Regions from separate parts of the Homo sapiens genome. Here region 2 is linked to region 1. Evidence: chromatin contacts called from ENCODE Hi-C or POLR2A ChIA-PET data. All regions are on one chromosome and are shown on one strand. The core of a region is the stretch at or near the end of the contact, and the rest is flanking DNA. Distances in the headings are between cores, read along the strand shown.

The links. Hi-C counts contacts between places; a loop is a spot of excess contacts on that map. ChIA-PET counts read pairs that join two places held with the same protein, here RNA polymerase II (POLR2A). Pooled maps may share reads with other maps.
Region 2: a loop to region 1 is called in a map of naive thymus-derived CD4-positive, alpha-beta T cell, with 2.6 times the contacts of the local background. The contact joins the promoter of RABGGTB here to the promoter of SLC44A5 in region 1. A Hi-C loop is called at or near these places in 5 of 168 maps with a recorded cell type or tissue (A673, B cell, HepG2 and 2 more), 10 of 37 single-sample maps with no recorded cell type and 11 of 50 pooled maps. POLR2A ChIA-PET finds 5 or more read pairs at or near these places in 5 of 52 experiments (A673, H1, HEK293T and 1 more).

The regions. Positions count from the first base shown.
Region 1 is chr1:75,609,557-75,613,247 of GRCh38, reverse strand. It overlaps SLC44A5 (solute carrier family 44 member 5), which reads left to right and starts at 2,134. Exons shown (of 24, transcript NM_001130058.2): 1 at 2,134-2,208.
Region 2 is chr1:75,784,568-75,788,258 of GRCh38, reverse strand. RABGGTB (Rab geranylgeranyltransferase subunit beta) reads right to left here and starts at 2,003. Exons shown (of 9, transcript NM_004582.4): 1 at 1,985-2,003; 2 at 655-762. The coding sequence starts at 1,987. SNORD45C (small nucleolar RNA, C/D box 45C) reads right to left here and starts at 1,187; the gene lies at 1,110-1,187. It overlaps SNORD45A (small nucleolar RNA, C/D box 45A), which reads right to left and starts at 370; the gene lies at 287-370. RefSeq lists a silencer at 1,912-1,971 and enhancers at 2,032-2,261, 3,202-3,421.

The DNA.
Region 1 (3,691 bases), core at 885-3,384:
AAAACACTGTAGATTTAGCAATATTCCATGCTGTGTTGGTTATTCTCTTACAAGAGCTGCTTCTCTGCTTAGCTACACCGCATGCAGGGAGAGATCATTCGTCGGATCTTGTGACAGGCAAGTTGCTCATTGGCTTCTGAAGTCCTAGCAAGAGAGACTATCCATAAGCCTAGAAATTGGCCAAAGAGAAATGCAGTTTCTTAACATTGATAGAAGAATAAGATCTGTTGGCAGGATTTCTCAAGGGACATTAGCATTCATTTGTGACATCTCATCAAAAGGACAGTCTTTCAGAAAGGCCAATGGAATCTTTTACAATCCAATATTGATAATGTTTTTAACGAAAAAATGCTATAGTTCATAATCAATACAAGTCTTATAAATGCAAGCTGGTTACATTGGTTATAATCACGTCACCACCCCCACCCCTGCCTTTTCCAATATTAGTACAACAAAGACTTCTTGCTCAATTACTTAAGTGTAAAACTTATGTTTAGGTTAATTTATTCATTTATTCATTTAGCACATATTTATTGAGCACTGAATATGTACCAGATTCTGTGCAAAACACTAGGGATACGGTAATGAACATGATAGACAATGAAGTAAGAGGAGGCCTGGAAGAAGCAGGTGACAAATAATATGAACCAGAAAATTTCACATAGTGATTAATACCAGGAGAAATAAAACAAAGTGATGTGCGAGCAAATGATTTTGAGGTTACTTTAGATTGTCTGGAAAGGTGGCATTTGTGTCGGGAAACAAGTGATGAAGAGTAATTTGCATGCCAAGAACTGGAACATAACACTTCAGGCCTTAAGGTAGAAATGAGGTGGTAGCTTGGCACATTCACATACAAAAGGAAGAGGTGTAATGTGTAAGGAAGAGACAGTTAGGGAGAAGCCAGGCCTTTTTGGTCATAAAAAGGAATATAGAGTTTAAGTGCAATGAGAAGCCATTGGATATTCACTTGCTATTTGGGGATACATTCCTCTCCTGGAAGATTATTTCAGGGAGAGGAGCATTCCTACATCAACTCCCTAGGCCAACTAAGGTGACCTAATAGACTTCACTTTTCTAAAAGGTCCAGTTATACTCACGTTATTTTCTCTTGCTATTCACCAGAATACCTATGCAATTTCAGGCTGAGATATTGATAGCATCTCTAGGAATCCCTGCTTAGAAAACAATTCTAGAGAGAATGAGGATTAATTTAACATTTAGTACAAGATGATAAGATTAGTCACTTCCCTGGCAAGCCTTTCAATGCAAGTAAGTCTTAGGAAAAACATATTGTAATGGTAGAGGGGGATTCTGAGGGGTCCAGAACATGACTGTGCAGTAGGCAGAATGTGGAAGGCAGCATGAGGGGCTCCTAGATAACAGAAAGGGGTCCACAGAAGGAGAAGAGTGATGTTTGGAAGGGGACATGAGAAAGCCTCTAAAACAACATCAGCCAATTCGTGATTTTGCCAAGTGGAAGCCTGATATGAGCATGTTCCAAGAGAAACATTCTCATTCAAACACAGAAAAAGTTTAAACCAGGGTACTTTTATGCTTTTGACTGATCTTTTTATAATGAAGCATTTGTAACAATAAAAGCACACAGATGTTTACAAAGTCTCTTTGATTTTACTTAATCACTGTCAGGTTGTTCTGATGGATTACAGACCTCACAAATGAAAATAGCATGAACATATTAATGATAACTGCTGTTTGTTGGAGGTAGTTGCTTGATAGCTAGTTAAGGAAATCATGCTCTTGGGTCTCATTTTACTGTAGAGATGTTGGTAAGTGGGATATGGGGTATATTGGATGATTTTCTTTCCCCTAAGCATTTGTGACAAGAAGGTGCTATGATATTCAGGAAAGACACAAATAATAGTAGATTATTTTAAAGGTAATCATGGCCTACTTCCACCTCCAAACTACCTACTTCTTTGCCAAGGATTAACAATGAAAAAATATACTATAGCTCCAGGACTTTGTTCAGTCTCCTCCCCCTCTTTATACTCCAAGTGACTCCTTTGAGGCTAGCAAGGCTAGTAGGACCTCAGGGATTACCTAAGAATGGGGTATGGCCCTTAGTGATACTGGAACACAATGTGTTTATGACATCAGCTTTTTTTTCACAGTAGTGAATCGTAGCATGTTAGAGTTAGAAGGTTCAGTGTTGATGGAGTTATTGAAGAAATGATGGAGTAAGAGGTGAGTGATACTGCTAAATGCAAGAAGTCTATGTCTGTAGGAAAATTGGTCAAGTTTGTTATTCATAAGTACGTATTCTATACAACTCAAGAAATACACACACACACACACATATATATAGTGAAGTCTGAATATAAATTAGGAACTGAGCACTTCCTCTCCGTGTGTGTGTGTGTATATATATAGATATCCTGGGGGATTATTTAAAGAGAGTAGTATTTTTACATCAGCTCCCTAGGCCAAGTAAGGTGACCCAATGGACTTCACTTTTCTAAAAAGTCCAGTTACACTTATGTATCTTCTCTTAATATTCACCAAAATATCGACAATATTTCGGGCTGAGATGTTGATAACATCTCTAGGAATCCTTACCTACTGGTATTCACACCTGTTCATACTCCCCTTCCAAAATGAATCACAGCTGACCATGTGATCAGTACTGTACAGCAGAAAACTACATCATAAAGACATACACTATGGCTTCTGCCTTGTTCTTTTGTATTCTTTGCTTTCTTATGTTGCTCATTTTGGGGAAACCAGATGCCATGTTTTAAAAATACTCAAGGATCCCTTGGATTATTTTTTGAAGCAGAGGTTCATACAGATATTATTAACATTTCAGCCCAAAATATTGTCGGTATTTTGATGAATAGTAAGAGAAGATACATAAGTATAACTGCACTTTTTAGAAAAGTGAAGTCCATTGGGTCACCTTACTTGGCCTAGGGAGCTGATGTAGAAATATTGCTCTCTCTAAATAATTCTCCAGGATATCTATGTGTATATAGGTATATGTATGTATATGTATATACCTATGGAGAGAGAAGAAGAGCTCAGTTCCTAATTTATATTCAGACTTCACTATGTGTGTGTGTGTGTGTGTGTGTGTGTGTGTGTGTGTGTATTTCTTGACTTGCATAGAAGTCTTGAATCTTAGCTCTGTGTGGGAAGAACTGAGGCCTCCTGCTAATAGCAACAACTTGCTAGTTATGTGAGTGATCTATCTTGGGAACAGACCCTGCAACCAAGTCAAGCCTTCAGATGACTGTAGCTTCAGCCAACATCTGACTGAATTTCATGATAGCCCCGACCCAGAGCTATCCAATCAAGCTGCTTCTGGATTCCTGAATCACAGAAACCATAAGATATAATAAATGCTTACTCTTGTCTTAAACCACTAAAATTTGGGGGTAATAGGTTACATAACATTAGATCATGAATATACCTGTGGTTCATTATTTTTGCACCTCTATCATGAAATGTAATATTTGTTACTAGTTCCAACACTGATCTTGAATCTTAGCCCTCTTTCCTATTTAGTGAATTGGGCTGAAACCCTGAAGTTCTCTTTTCTTGTTTCCCTTGAGTTTCTTGTAGCAGCTTGCTTTCTCCTCTGCTTTTTTGAGTACTGATTCCTGGCTCCTCTAGTTCATTTAGTTTAGAAGATACTTTCCAAATTGAAGCACTACCGAACCAAAAATCA
Region 2 (3,691 bases), core at 754-3,253, 180 kb before region 1:
TCAGGGCATAAAGATAGATAGCAGATAAAGGCAGAAACGAGTCCAGCCCCATCCATATGGCCTTAACTCCATGATTGCTAATAGAGTATTTTCAAGGTTATGGGAACCTAACACTTAAGTAAAAAATTAATACATACCATATATCCCACAAATCGGTAGACTAAGACAACTGAGTTTGGATACTACAGGGAAAAACATTTACTCTTAACTAAGTTGTTTACTACTTTTTGCTAAGATTGTCCCAGAGTTTTCCTCGAAATTTAAAAATTTAAGGTAAAACTTTTTCAAGGTCTCAGAGTAATTCTAGAGCTAAAGTGTTATTACACATCAGCAATAGATTCAGATAATACATGCCAACACATCATTGACCTTGAAAGTATTACCCCTAACTACAAAAAGAGAAACCCGTTTTGTACCTCAAACCCTCATCTACTTTGTCTGGCAAGCCCTCTCAGTATAGGTAAAAACTGAGATTCTAATAAGCCCACAGCCTCAGACGTCCAAAGCACACTTAACTGAAGTTCAAAGGCACAGCACATCCTCAGTTCTCTGCATGGAGTTGGATGCCATTTTAAGACATAAATACTGTCTCACTGCTTATGACTGTCACACTTCTTTAAAATAAACTTTCCAACATAAAAAAATTATACATACATAATCATCTTTCTTTGAGCCATAGGATGCGATATAATCTGCATGTTTCTCCAATAACAAAGTGTCCGGTGCATCTGACTTGATAATAACATCCTTCTGTGGAGTGCCCTTTCAAAATAAAGTGGTAATCTCATCAATGTTTACCTCTACAACGTTCTTCTGCCCCACAGCATAGATTCAACATACATCTCAATTTTCACTTGATTTCATCTTGTAATAGGAAAACGTTCCATTTAAAAATTGTAACTAACTAGGGAGGCTGAGGTAGAAGATCGCTTGAGCCAGGGAAATTAAGGCTGCAGTGAACTGAGGTTGTGTCACTGCACTCCATCCTGGGCGACCGGAGACCGACTCAAAAACAAAACCAAAACAACAACAACAACAACAAATTGTATCCAACAAAAAAGAACTTAAATCATTCAGGCTTCGTCTTAGTCACGATTCAGGTAATTTTCAGGTCTCAGAGTAATTCTAGAGCTAAAGTAGTAATAATCAACTTTAGATTCAGAATACATGCCAACTCATCATTGACCCAAAAAATTACCACCAGCATTTCTTGTTGTTCACTTTTCATTCAAAAAGATAAGTAAAAAATAAACACCATAGAATATCAAAGCTTATCATTTCAGGACAACTTACGGTTTACATGTGGCAGAAAGCATATTTTTAAAAAATAAAAAAATCTAACCCTTAACTTGCAAGCGAATTCTTGCTTAATCAAATGCAGGTTTCAAAGCACCTTCTAAGTACCCCAAAAGTTGTTCAAATGTATTAAATAAGCAGTTCCTTTAGCTCCATCTTCTCCACCTTTAATCCGAGTCTCTGTATTTGCAGAAGTCCCCATGTGATGCGGCTCTAGTTCTTTTCGTATCTATATCTTCCTCATTGAGAGTACACTGCAGTCACTATAACAGGTCATGAAGATTACCGGAAGTGATTAAGTACCGAATTTTCTTCTGATCCCATTAAAAATCTTAAAGCGAGACCACATCACTAACGATTTTAAAGAAATCTTTGACACCCCCTCTCCAAGAAAAAAAAAAGCCACCAATCAGCCACAGCTTTTTAGAGGGGTTCAGAAATCGGGCTGCTCAACTCTTAACAGGCCCTCCCTACAGAAGAAGGCCTGGATAAAATTAGAAGCGGCATTGCCCGCGAGGTCTGCAGAAAACGCTGAGTAATATTTCACACTCAAAAAACCTTCCAAGGCCTGTGTCCTAACCATTCTCCAGCACCAGGAAACCAATCCTAAGGTGACCAGTGTGCTTAACCCTACTCCACCCTGTCTGCTACCAACCCATCCGGACAGCAGCGCTAAACTCACACTTACCATGTCTAACAGGGAAAGGAGAGAGCAGGGTCAGTTCCTGGGTAGACTTAGGAGCCGGGCGCCTGCGCAGATGCGCCTCTCAGGCCCCCATCGCGCTCCGATATAGCTGACCACACTTTCGCCTGCAAGGCAGAGCAGTTCCACGGCTGCCGTAGGACCCCACTGATCGCTCATAGGTGTCCTCACTGCCTGCGTCCAAAGTCCTGCGACCATATGCTTGTCCCATAGTCACTCCGATTTGTCTAGAAACAGTTTTAAATAATATTTAAATATCTGAGTTGCTTTTAAGAAATCATTTGTTCTAGCTGGACGCGGTGGCTTACGCCTGTAATCCCAGCACTTTGGGAAGCCGGACAGCAGGATTGCTTGATCCTAGGAGTGTAACCACCCAATATTGTGGTTCACTTTGCCTGCTGCTGACCGATAGCCCATTTATCAAGACAGGGGACTTGCAATGGAGTCTCCCCAAGCAGTATTCAGAGTTTTTAAAGATAATTCGGCGATTAGGGGCTTGGGAAGTAGGGAGTGCTGATGGGTCAGGTTGGAGATGGACTCATAGTGGGTAGACGTGAGTTTTTCTTGCTGTTTTCTGTTCCTGGGTAGGATGGCAGAACTGGTTGAGCCAAATTACCAATCTGGGTGGTTTCAACTGATCCATGGAGAGCAGGGTCTGCAAAATATCTCAAGAACTTATCTTAGGTTTTACAATAGTGATGTTATCCCCAGGAGCAATTTGGGGAGGTTCAGAAACTTGGAGCCAGAGGCTGCATGACCTCTAAACTGTAATTTCTAATCTTGTAGCTAATCTGTTGGTTCTGCAAAGGCAGACTGGTCCCCAGGCAAAAAAGCGGTCTTTTTGGGAAAGGGATATTATCAATTTTGTTTCAGAGTCAAACCATAAACTGAATTCCTCCCTAAATTGGTTCAGCCTAGGCTCAGGAATGAAGAAGGACAGCTTAAAAGTTAGAAGCGGCCGGTGGCTCACGCCTGTAATCCCAGCACTTTGGGAGGCCAAGGCGGGCGGATCACGAGGTCAGGGGATCGAGACCATCCTGGCTAAAACCCCGTCTCTACTACAAATACAAAAAATTAGCCGGGCGTGGGGGTGGGCGCCTGTAGTCCCATCTACTCCTGAGGTTGAGGCAGGAGAATGGCTTAAACCCGGGAGGCGGAGCTTGCAGTGAGCAGAGATCACGCCACTGCACTCCACCCTGGGCGACAGAGCGAGACTAGTCTCAAAAACAAAAGTTAGAAGCAAGATGGAATCCGTTAGGTCTGATTTCTTTCACTGCCATAATTTCCTCAGTTATAATTTTGCAAAGGCGGTTCCAGGAGATCCAGACCAGCCTGGGCAATGTTGCAAGACCCCCGTCTCTACAAATAATAAAAATATGAGCCAGACGTGGTTGCCCAAGCCTGTGGTTTCAGCTACTGGGGAAGCTGAGGTGAGAGAATTACTTGAGCTGTGGGGCAGGGGGTGGAGGCTACAGTGAGCGGTGATAATGCCACTGCACTGCAGGGTGTGAGACAGAACGAGACCATGTCTCAAAAAAATAAATCATTTGTTCTTGAGGCCCTTTGCACTCTGAAAATCTGAAATGGCTGTTAATTAGTAGAGTGCCTGCTTACACGTAGTAAGTGTTCAATGAATATTTTTTAAATGAATATTAATGAAATGTTCACATTTCCTTCCTGTTTGCCTTATCT